Regions from separate parts of the Homo sapiens genome. Here regions 2 and 3 are each linked to region 1. Evidence: chromatin contacts called from ENCODE Hi-C or POLR2A ChIA-PET data. All regions are on one chromosome and are shown on one strand. Each heading gives the region's core, a stretch centred on a gene start or an enhancer-like site at or near the end of the contact. The rest is flanking DNA. Distances are from core to core; before and after follow the strand shown.

The links. A loop is a pair of places that touch in the nucleus more often than their neighbours do. ChIA-PET counts read pairs that join two places held with the same protein, here RNA polymerase II (POLR2A). Pooled maps may share reads with other maps.
Region 2: a loop to region 1 is called in a map of ascending aorta, with 2.1 times the contacts of the local background. The contact joins the promoter of ABRAXAS2 here to the promoter of CTBP2 in region 1. A Hi-C loop is called at or near these places in 3 of 168 maps with a recorded cell type or tissue (K562, ascending aorta and chondrocyte) and 8 of 50 pooled maps.
Region 3: POLR2A ChIA-PET joins it to region 1 with 17 read pairs in PC-9. The contact joins the enhancer-like site here to the promoter of CTBP2 in region 1. POLR2A ChIA-PET finds 5 or more read pairs at or near these places in 2 of 52 experiments (AG04449 and PC-9).

What each region holds. Positions count from the first base shown.
Region 1 is chr10:125,158,936-125,162,422 of GRCh38, reverse strand. CTBP2 (C-terminal binding protein 2) reads left to right here and starts at 1,860. Exons shown (of 11, transcript NM_001329.4): 1 at 1,860-2,104. RefSeq lists an enhancer at 480-1,089.
Region 2 is chr10:124,799,482-124,803,494 of GRCh38, reverse strand. It overlaps ABRAXAS2 (abraxas 2, BRISC complex subunit), which reads right to left and starts at 1,676. Exons shown (of 9, transcript NM_032182.4): 1 at 1,594-1,676. The coding sequence starts at 1,665. RefSeq lists a silencer at 1,401-1,480 and enhancers at 969-1,522, 1,581-1,850, 1,523-2,077.
Region 3 is chr10:125,660,644-125,664,562 of GRCh38, reverse strand. TEX36 (testis expressed 36) reads left to right here. Exons shown (of 4, transcript NM_001128202.3): 2 at 2,586-2,717; 3 at 3,462-3,542. Among named protein-coding and RNA genes, the nearest start is that of TEX36, 21 kb to the left of the region's middle. RefSeq lists an enhancer at 1,682-2,881. Within about 2 kb of position 2,650, at least 3 of the 41 ENCODE cell types and tissues checked have a DNase peak (open chromatin) inside an H3K27ac peak, as active enhancers do; they include PC-9, where a contact is called at or near this core.

The DNA of each region.
Region 1 (3,487 bases), core at 611-3,110:
TAATGAAGACTGGGAGGCCTGGAGCAACGCTCTTTGGGATGCAGAAAAGGGTCGTGCAGCTCGGTGGCCTCTCCTCCGGCCCCCTGGCCCTGGCTGTAAGTTTCCTCGGCTCTGCAGGGCGCGGGGCACTCAGGGATGGAGGAGACCACACCGCGCGGCTGGGTTCGCGGAATGGCGGTCCCTGCGGCCTCCAAAGGCGGGACCTCAGACCCCTCCCACTCCTTTCCTGCTCGACATCTCAATCCAGCTCCTAATATCTCAATAGGGTTTTTAAACAAATCGATCCTAAGGGCTCAGTTCAGCCCACCCAGGGATTCTTGGAGGACGCACGCCGAACTCAGGGTAGTGAGAAGAGTTTGGGGGGCCCTGGGGCGCAGGGAGAAGACCCCACACTCCACGGCCACCAGCTCCCTTCCGGAGACGGCGCTCGGACGTCGCGGGTCACGGGCGGGGAATTTAGCCCAGGTGCTCGTTGGGCCGCGAGCGGCCGCTGGGCCTGGATTCCCAGGCTCGCTGTGCAGACTCCAACCTTGAGACGTCAGGACGGCGTGGGCTCCGGGCCGCCGCGCAAGCCCAGGACCCCGAGTCGCGGGCCCCCACGCCGCAGCGCGCCTCCCTCCTCGAGACCCGGGGCTCCGACCCAACACAGGGCTTCTCAAATGCCCCGGCGAGATCCAGGCAGCAAGAGGGAACCTTTTTTTTTTTTTTCAATGTGTAAGAATGTTTTGCTTCTTTTAGGGCACAGCACTGCTGCAACTTGCAGCACAGAGGGCCCTTCCCTGCGCACCCACAGCGGTCGCCGCCTCTCCGGCACGGTCTCCCGGATCTGGATTTGGGGAGCGCAAGTGCCCCCTGTGGCCGGCCCGCGCCTGACCCCGCGGGCCTGAGAAGGCAGAAGCGGCCGGTGCGGGGCACCAGGAGGAAGTTGGAGCCCGGGGGCCGGGAAGGGGGCTGGTTGGCGCCGCTGGCTGGGCGGGGCCCCATGGGACCGGGGCCACCCGGGGCTCGCGTTCCCCCACGTGGCCGGCTGCCCGGTACCCCACGTGGAAGGGGCGGAGGAGGATGAAGGGCCAGGGGAGCAGCGGACCCCGAGCCACCGCGACAGGACCTCGGCCCCTGCCACCGAGGCCCCCGCGCCTCCCGAGGGCCTCCCGGGCGGGGCCGGGCTAGGGAGTGCCCGCCGCGCCCGGCCCCTGGCCCTCCCGCCCGCCGCGCTTGTGTGCACTTTCGCGGAGCCACTAATCCCCCGAGAGAGCCGATTTGTAGTGAGGAGTATCTGAAGGGGGCGAGGCCGGCCCATGTGGGGTTGTGTCATTGGTTTGCAAAAAGAGACCCCGCCTTTGCCCCCCCCCCCCAAAAACAGGAGCGAGGAGTGAGCGAGCGGCGACCCTCACCTCGCCTCCCGCCTAGCTCCTGCGCAGCCAGCGGGTACCGGGAGCTGCGGCCAGCGCCGCTTCTTTCCTTTCCTTTTCTCTCCGTTTTCCTTCTCCTTCCCCGGAGGAGAAAACAAATAAAGAAGAGCAAATAGCCGGGAGGCGCTCGGCATCCAGGACGTTCCCTCCCCCGATCCAAGTTGGAATTAGCATCCTCTCGGGGGTGAGCGCGGCGCGGGGCGGGCCCGGGCCGGGGACCCCCAGCGCAGCCCCCTCTCGGCGGGCGGGAGGGCGCGGGGCCGGGACGCGGGGGGAATTGGGAACCGGGTGGGCGGAGGAAGGGGGTGGGGTGGGTGGGGAAGTAGGAAGAGGCTCGGCGGCGAGGGGAGGAGGTGGAAGGGAAGGGAGGGGTAGGGTGGGGAGGGGAGGGGAGCGGAGGGAGGGTGGGGAGGGCGGGAGGGGGAGGGGCGGGGAGCTGGAGAGATTAAGTTTTTGTGTGTGTGTCCCTGTGTGCGTGTGTCATTTTAAGGTGGCTCGGGAGCGGCCCGGAGGAGCCGGCGGCGGCCCGAGGAGCGAGGGACCGAACCGGGAGCCATGCCGCGCTGAGGGGGGGCCGCACAGCCGCCGCCACCGCCACCGCCGCCGGGTGGGGTGGGAGGGGCGGGAGACGCCGCCGCCGCCGCCTCCAGGGTGGGCGCCTTTCGCCGTGGACGCCGACCGTCCGGGACGAGGTAAGGGGGGCCCCGGGGGAGGGCTGGGGCCGCCGCCGCCCCCGCCTCACCTGCGGCCGCGGGCTGGGGGCGCCGCGCCCGCGCCTCACTGCGCCACTCAGGGAGGAGGAGGAGGAGGAGGAAGAGGGCGAAGGACGCGGAGCCGGCATCCGAGGACATCTTTGGTCCGTGCCCCCGGCCTCGTGTCCCCCCTCGGCGCCCGGGGGTGGACGCTGGCTCGGGGGTCCCCGCCCGCCCCCGCCACCGATTGCGCCCGCTGGCCGCCGTTTGCGCCAGGATTTTTGTTGTTGTGATGAGAGTTGATGAATGCGAAGTAGGCGGTCACCTTCCTTCCCATCAGGGTTGAAAAAAAAAAAAAAAGAAACCCCGAGCGCGGCGGCGTCCGGAGGGCAGCGGCGGCGGCGGCGGCGGCGTCTCGGCGACGGTTCCCTGGGCGCCCCCGGCTCCTGCTCCCTGAGCCCGGTGGGTGCGCGCCCGGGGGCCGCCGGCGACCCAGGCCGAGCGCGCGACGCGCCGCGGGGACAATACGGCCGGATCTCCGGGGAACAGGAGTCCGAGCGCGCCGGGGTGCGGCGGGCCTTGCGCCTACGAGGCGAGGGTGGGGGGGGCGCGGAGAAGAGGGGTTCCGTGGGGAAGTCGGGGCGTGAGCGGCTCTCGGTCCCCAGGGGCGCTGCCCCTGCCGGCGGGGGATCCCGCGCGGCTCCCCGGGAGCGCAAGTGAAAGACGGGAAAGGAGGCGAAGTGGAACCCTTTTGTTTTGCCGGCCCCGCATTGTTGGCTCCTCCGGGCAGCCGGGCCACATCTGCTGCCGCTGCCGCCGCCGCCACTGCCGCGCGGGGCTCGGCCCGCCAAAGTCGCGGCGGGGCGGGGGGCCTGGGCGGGCCGGGCGGCGGGCGCGGGCGGGGGCCGGGCGGGCCGGGCATTTCCTCTGCCCGGCCGCGCTCCCGCGGGCACCACTTCCTCCTCGCCCGCCGCCGCCGGGAGCCCGGCCCGCCCGCCTCCCCCACCTTCCCCGCCCGGGCCGCACTTTTCGGGTGGGGCGAATCAAAAAGAAAAAGTTTAGCAGGAGGGGCTGGCTAGGGCGCGCCCCGGGCGGCAGGGACCCGGTGCGGCGCAGGGACAGCCGGGCCGCCGCGGTTCCTCCTCCTCCCAGCCCTCCGCGGCGCCGGACGGCCCCGCGCGGCCGAGGGGAAGCGCCTTTCTTTCTCTCCCTCGCGCTGCCCCCAGCGCCCCGGGCGAGTTGGGCAGAGGCGCGCGGGAGCCGGGGCGTGCCTGGGCCTTTCTCCCGCGGGAGGCCCAGCGGCGTGGCGGGTCGCCTGCAGCCCACGCCGCGCCCTGGGGCTCGGAGGCCGCGGGCCCAAGAGCTCAGCTCGGTCACCGCGGG
Region 2 (4,013 bases), core at 427-2,926, 360 kb after region 1:
AGAAAAGTATGGTAGCCCCAGGTCTACAAATGAGTGGTTTTAAATTAATTTCTTGACTGGACAAAATAAGTATGTACTACAAAAGTAAATTGTTGGTTCTTCAACCTTAAAATTGAAATTATTTTCAAGGATTCCACATCTATAATTGTGGCAAAGTTAATATAAACAGGCATGGTCATATAAAACACAGTTGCAAACTATTGGCATTGGTGAAAATTTCTATGAAGTCAAGCACCACGCCTTGCAGAGTAGATATTAAGGGATATCTCTTGAATTAATTTTTTTCAACAGGTAGCTGCTTGTTCTTACAGTAATCTTGCCATATACATAAACTGTGATATTAGTAGGCATTCAAGAAATAAAGGACCCATTTTTAATAGTCCATGGACACTAGGGGTATCACAAACCCTTACATATGGAACTATATTACATTATTAAATAGCTGGTTGTAGTACCCTAGGCCATAGTCTTCAAAGCTGCTTCTGGAAAAACCCATGATGTATATATTCCTATTCCTATCATTAAGTTCTACCATCAACACTGAAGAGATGAAAGGTACAATAATTTAATTGCATTCAATTTACTAATGGAATCACCTCCCTGTGAAATCAGTTTTTATTAATGGAAGCTAAGATTGCTGACATCAAACCAAATGCAGTTCCTCCTTCTGCAGTGTACCATTTTGCTTTGTAATGACAACCAAAAACCCCACACATAGGTTTAATGAGTTTGAATCATTCACTATTAACATCACTTAAAATAATCCCCCAATTTGGTGGCCAAATTATATACCTCCTTTAAGAGAGAAGTGATCTAGTTTCACAAAGCATTTCCAATCAGAGGCCAATGACGTTAAAAGACAATTTGTAAAATAAAGACACTGAAACAGACAGGATCTGCTCCTCCTGTGGGCTCACAGCCTATGCATTTCCCATCACTCAGTAGTGGGCCTGTCACTTCCCTATTTCACTGTGACTAGTGAAAGAACTAGTCACAAAGAACTAAACACGCAACTTCAAGGAAATACAAAATAGACCCTGCACCGAACGCTCCTGTATACATTCTCCATTTTGCATCAGGGCGAAGAAAACACACAACCGTGTCTAACAAGTATCAGTAGTGACAGCCACGGTTTCACTCGCAGCACCCCCACGACAACCTGCGAGACCGGCGGGCGGGGCTGAGTACCTCGCCTACTGGACTAAACGCCCGGCCTTTAGATTCCTTCCCGACCCCGTGCGCCCCTCTTAAGTCTAGAAGCCTGACTTTCAGGGAGGGGCAGGCGCTCGGTTTCCACCGAGCGACTCCTGACACTGCAGGAGGCCAGGTGGGACAGTTTTGCTGCACGGGAGACGGCTGTGCCGGGACGGCCGAGCGGCTGAGAGCGCGAAGCCAGGGGGCCTGTCCCAGGGGCGAAGGAGCCCCCAGAGGCAAGAGCTCACCGGGGGCGGGAGCCGCCCGGGTCACCAGCTCCTCCGGCCGGCCCTGGTGCCCAGGGGGCGAGCCGCATGAGGTCCCGGCTTGGCCGCGAGCGCCGGCCTGAGACAGAGGCTGAAAGCCCCCAGCGGGCGCGGCAGGGGGCCCGGCACCTACGTGGTCCGCGTTGCTGTTGGCGCTGTGGAAACACACAGCACTGAAGGTGTAGCCCGAAATGGACGCCGCCATGATGGAAATCTCCAGCTACCCCATCATGCCCCGCGGAGGGCACACGGCCTTCCGGACGGCCCGACCCCTTGGCATCATGGGAAGTGGAGTCTGCGGCGGGCAGCGGCCGAGGGCCCTGAGCGCTCACAGTCTTGAAGGCTGAGGAACGCCGGTTTTTGCGATCGGAAGGACCCCGGCACCGTATCCTCCGCAGGGGTGTCGCTCCCGACACGCCTCAGACAGCGGTTGATAGTTCCGCAAACAGTTCTTTCCCTTTGCAAGTGAAACCTTAGTATTAAAAGACAACATTCTAGCCGGGCGCAGTGGCTCACGCCTGTAATCCCAGCACTTTGGGAGGCCGAGGCGGGCGGATCACCTGAGGTCAGGAGTTCGAGACCAGCCTGACCAACATGGAGAAACCCTGTCTATATTGAAAATACAAAAACTAGCCGGGCGTGGTGGCACATGCCTGTAATCTCAGCTACTCGGGAGGCTGAGGGAGGGGAATGGCTTGAACCCGGGAGGCGGAGGTTGCGGTGAGTCGAGATCGTGCCATTGCACTCCAGCCTGGGCAGCAAGAGCGAAGCTTCGTCTCAAAAAAAAAAAAAAAAAAAAAAAAAAAAGGCCAACATTTAGGCTGAGCGTGGTGGCTCGCGCCTGTAATCCCAGCACTTTGGGAGGCCGAGGTGGGCGGATCACGAGGTCAGGAGTTTGAGACCATCCTGGCTTACACGGTGAAACCCCGTCTCTACTAAAAATACAAAAAATTAGCCGGACGTGGTGGCGGGCTCCTGTAGTCCCAGCTACTCAGGAGGCTGAGGCAGGAGAATGGCGTGAACCTGGAAGGCGGAGCTTGCAGTGAGCCGAGATCGCGCCACTGCACTCCAGCCTGGGTGACAGACCAAGACTCCGTCTCAAAAACAAAACAAAACAAAAAGCCAACATTTGAGGCCGGGCGCGGTGGCTCATGCCTGTAATCCCAGCACTTTGGGAGGGGGGGGCGTGTGTGGGGAGTGTTAACCTGAGGTCAGGAGTGTTATGCGCGTTTGTGTGAAGAGACCACCAAACAGGCTTTGTGTGAGCAACAAGGCTGTTTATTTCAACTGGGTGCAGGCGGGCTGAGTCCGAAAAGAGAGTCAGCAAGGGAGATAGGGGTGGGGCCGATTTATAGGATTTGGGTAGGTAGTGGAAAATTACAGTCAAAGGGGGTTGTTCTCTGGTGGGAAGGGGCGGGGGTTACAAGGTGCTCAGTCGGGGAGCTTCTAAGCCAGGAGAAGGAATTTCACAAGGTAATGTCATCAGTTAAGGCAGGAACCGGTCATTTTCACTTCTTTTGTGATTCTTCAGTTACTTCAGGCCATCTGGATGTATACGTGCAGGCCACAGGGGATATGATGGCTTAGCTTGGGCTCAGAGGCCTGACAAGGAGTTCAAGACCAGCCTGGCCAACATGGTGAGACCCTGCCCACTCCCCTCTGCCCATCTCTATTGAAAATACAAAAACTAGCCGGGCATTCTGGTGCATGCCTGTAATCTCAGCTACTCAGGAGGCTGAGGCATGAGAATCGCTTGAACCCGGGAGACAGAGATTGCAGTGAGCCGAGATTGTGCCACTGCGCTCTGGCTCTGTCTCAAAGAAAAAAAAAAGGAAAAGAAAAAAGGCAACATTTACAAGCTCAAGGATGAAAGGATGGAGGAAATTCAGGCAAATAAACAGTTTGGTATAGTAGTGACATAATTTGATAACAGATAACACAATCACTTTGGCTGCAGAGTTGAGACTGTAGCGTCTTGGGGTGGGAGGGAAGTGAAACGGTGGTTCAAGTCACCATCATCTCTCTCTCTCAGAATTTTGTATCCTCTTACTCAGGGAGTCCGAACTGGTGGCAGTTTTGCCTCCCAAAATGGCATGTGGCAATGTTTGGAAACATTATCAGATATCATAATTCGGTGTCAGGTGCCACTGGCATCTGGTGGGTGGGTAGAGGCCAGAGAAGTGGCTAAACGTCTTACAGTGCACAACAACAGGCCCACAATGAAGAATTATCATCAGTGGTGACAAGGCTGAGAAACCCAGTGTTCCTGCTTCAGCTTTTAATCCCCTCCTTGCCAAATCTATGCTCAACATAGCAAGATGGTCAACATTTAAATGTAAGAACTAAACCATGTTGCTTCTTGGCCAAACACCAAATCTTGCCAAGACCTGGCCCCTATTACTTGTCTGACTTTATTACCTGCTACTGCCCCCTTTATTTACCGAGCTTCAGCTACATTAGTCTTCTTTCTGCTTCCTGGACGTCCCTAGCTCATTCCACTTTAGGGCCTTTGTGCTTGCTGTTTTCTTTGCTTGGGATGCTCTTCTCCCAGGC
Region 3 (3,919 bases), core at 1,401-3,900, 500 kb before region 1:
GAAAACAGCAAGGGGGAAATCCGCCCCCATGATCCAATCACCTCCCACCAGGCGCCTCTTCTGACATTTGGGGATTCTAATTCAAGATGATTTGCATGGGGACAACCATATTAGAGCCAAACCATAGTAGCCACTATGGAAAATAGTATAGAGGTTCCTCAAAAAATTAAAAATAGAACTACCATGTGATTCGGCAATCCCACTGCTAGGTATATACCCAAAAGAAAGGAAATCAGTATACTGAGGAGATATTTGCACTCCCATGTTTATTGCAGCACTATTCACAATAGCCAAGATTTGGAAGCAACCTAAGTGTCTATCAATAGATGAATGGATAAAGAAATATGGTACACATACAAAATGAAGTACTATTCAGCCATAAAAATGAATGAGATTCTGTCATTTGCAACAATGTAAATGGAACTGGAGGAAATGTTAAGTAAAATAAGCCAGGTATAGAAAGGCAAACTTTTCACATGTTCTCACTCCTTTGTGGAAGCTGAGTATTAAAACAGTTGAACTCATAGAGAGTAGAATGATGGTTATCAGAGGCTAGGAAAGGTAGTGGTGAGGGACATGGGGATGGAAAATGGTACAAAAATATAGTTAGGATGAATAAGATCTAGTAGTTGATAGCATGACAGGGGGGTGACTACAGTCAATCATAATCTATTGTACATTTTAAACTAAAAGTATAATTGGATTGTTTGTAACACAAAGAAATGATAAATGCTGGAGGTGATGGATCCTCCATTTCCCCTGATGTGATTATTACACACTGTATGCCTGTATCAAAATATCTTATGTACCCCATAAATATATACAGCTACTATGTACACATAAAAAATTTAAAAAATTTAAAAAAGGAGACATATAAATGGGAAACAGGCATATGAAAACATGCTAAACATCACTAATCATCAGGGGAATGCAAATAAAAACCACGATGAGATATCATCTTATCCCAGTCAGAATAGCTATTACTAAAAAGACAAAAAATAACAGATGTTGGCGAGGATGGGGAGAGAAGGGAACTCTTATACACTTTTGGTGGAAATGTAAACTAGTAGAGCCACTATGGAAAATAGTATGGAGATTTCTCAAAACTCTCAAACGAGAAATTACCATTTGATCCAGCAATGCTACTACTGAGTATCTACTAAAAAAAATCAATATATCTGAGGGATACCTGCACTTGCATGTTTATTGCAGCACTATTCACAATAGCAAAGACATAGAATCAACCTAAGTGTTCATAAATTGACGAATGGAGAATGAAAATGTGATTGCTATTTAGCCAAAAACATTTGCAAACTATTCACACTATTGGAGTGTATACATTTCCTCTTTGTATCAAATCTACCATATCAGGTAGGTATTATTATTCCCATTTTACAGATAGGGAAACCGAGGCTTGAGAAAGTTTAGTCTCTCTCATCAGGCTCACCTAGGAGATAGGAGAGAGACCTGGGGTGGACTCAGGACCTCTGAATGTCCAGCCTCTGACCCAACCACATTATGCTTCCTTCTCCCTTTATGGGAATTTTCATTGAATTGGGTCTTGTCTTTTTAATTTCCATTCATTTCCTCCTAGAGAGTCCTGCTTCAGAGCTCACTTTGTTGGGGTGGCTTTTAAGAGGCACCATTCAAATAACATTGGGGTGAGCTTCTCTTGCCATAAGAGCTAGCCACACCCCCCTTCAGGAATGAAAGACTCATCACTCTGGCTGCTGGGAGCATGGCCCTCACTGCCCACACCTACAGGTCTGTTATCTGAAGAGAGCTGCCTCCCTAGGGTCACGCCTTCTTCTGGGGGTAGCTCAGGAATAAATCCAATGCCTCATTGCTTGGTGCACAGAGACTGGGTCCCCTCTCCCCAGCTCTGAGTGGCCACCCAATGTCCAGAGCTCCCAGCCGGGTCAACAGAGGCCCTTGTTGGGACTACCCCTCTTCTGCCCAGTCCTGTTTCCTTCCCAGGCTTTTGTTGGGAGATTGCAAGGACATATTCTAGATAATCCTCAGTCCTCATTTTTCTTGCTTCACATCCTTCTACCCCCTCTTTTTCCCTCCTAGACGTTACCTCCCCTCTACCATCCTACATTTCCAGTGGAGAATCACTTGAGATTCTCTGTTCCTCCCCTTCCCGTGGTCTTAGGGCCACCTCATACCTACATTGCTGGAGGTTGGCTCATCTCCATAAACGTGGGTTGGCTCCAAGGTCCTCAGTACTGGGAGCTCCCTGACCACAGGAAGGATCTCAAATAACACATTTCTGTCTTCTCAGAATGTGTCTGCTCACTCACTGAGGACCACACCCTCCTTACCAGGCTATGGAAACATTTCCAGGCTCCAGCTCAGCAGGGGTGGCCTCTGTAACTTGAAACAACCGGCAGTGATGGCTCTGGGCCATTACAATGTTTTTTGTCTTGGAAAGAATACTTGAAAATTACAAAAATTATGCCATTTCCATTGCATGCCAAAAGCACCCAAATTGCATTTTAATCACTGTACAAAGGAAGCCCTGATACTTGGCTTGTAGATTCAAATGTGTCTGGTTTTAATCAAGGCGTGTGCTGTTCTTCCAGTTCCCTCACATCGGGCTAACGCAAAAGACACCAGAATCCATCACCAGTGCTACGTCAAAAGAGCCCCAGAGTCCACACTTGCCTCGGCAAGCGGAGGGGAAGCTGCCGCCCATATACAAAGTCCGGGAGAAGGTGAGTCCTGAACACTGGCCACTGCCATGTGCTCCTGTGGACCTCCCAGGGGGCAGCGCCGCTGGCACGTTGGGCCAAACAATTCTTCTTTGTAAGAAACTGCGCATTTACTATCCTTGGACCCCTAAGGGTTGGTAGTATCCCCACCCCATACCCTGGTGCTCTGCGGCAGGAACTACTTCCTGCTATGGACAATCAAGTTAGGCTCCTCCACGAACAAGAAGCAACACCCCCTTCCAGCCCACAGCTCATTAACATGCACCTCCTGCCTCCCCGGCCAATTCCTGAGCAACTTCCAGGCCCTGCAGTGGCACAAAGGAGAAGCCAGGGTCCATTTCATACCTGCCAGGGTTCCCCCCAGGCCTTGGGCCAGGGCTCTCATCTCCTGGGACCCTTACTGGCCAGATGACAGAGTTGGTCTACACGGCCTCAAAAGTCCTTCCCAGTTTTTGGCTCCATGAGCCTGTACACTTTTCCATCCTTGCATCCAAATAAGGTGTTTTGAAAGATAATTTTTATGACTTTGGGGAAGCTGGAAATAAGGTGGGGTTTCAAAGCCCGGCGCTGATGAGCACGTGGATATCCTCCCCCTCCTGTGTCTGCTCCATCTCTGGGGCCAGGTTTCATTGTCTTTCTTAGAGGTCGCTTTGCCTCATCCATCTTCCTTCCACATCACCCGATCCCAGTTCTGAAAGCATGCAGGGTTCTAATGTGTGCTCTTTCCCTTCCATCCCACTTTTCCAGCAAGCAGTGAATAACCAGTTCCCCTTCTCCGTGCATGACAATCGGCACAGCTTGGAGAACTCTGGATGCTACCTTGACTCCGTGAGTATTTCTTTCCAAATTATTAATAAAACAGGGAACAACACAAGGGATCTTGATTTTCTGGGGTGTGTTGAAGATAGAGGATTGGCCTCAAAACTGGAACAAGGTCAAAACAAAGCGAGGTCTTAAACAAGACTCATAACAGATTAAAAAAAAAATGTTCAAAGCTCTCAGAATTCCACGCCGCTTTCAAGATCTACACCAGTGTTCTGCCTAGGTGTAAGTGCGCTTCATCCTTCTGCAAGTGCCTTCCCATAAATTGTCTCTTTTGCGAGCTTTCTTGTGAGGATCTGCCATGGGAAGGAGGGACTGCTATGCGTATCTCTGGATGGCAGAACCAGGATCCACGAGGAAAGGTCAGAAGGAGGAGGAGCTTA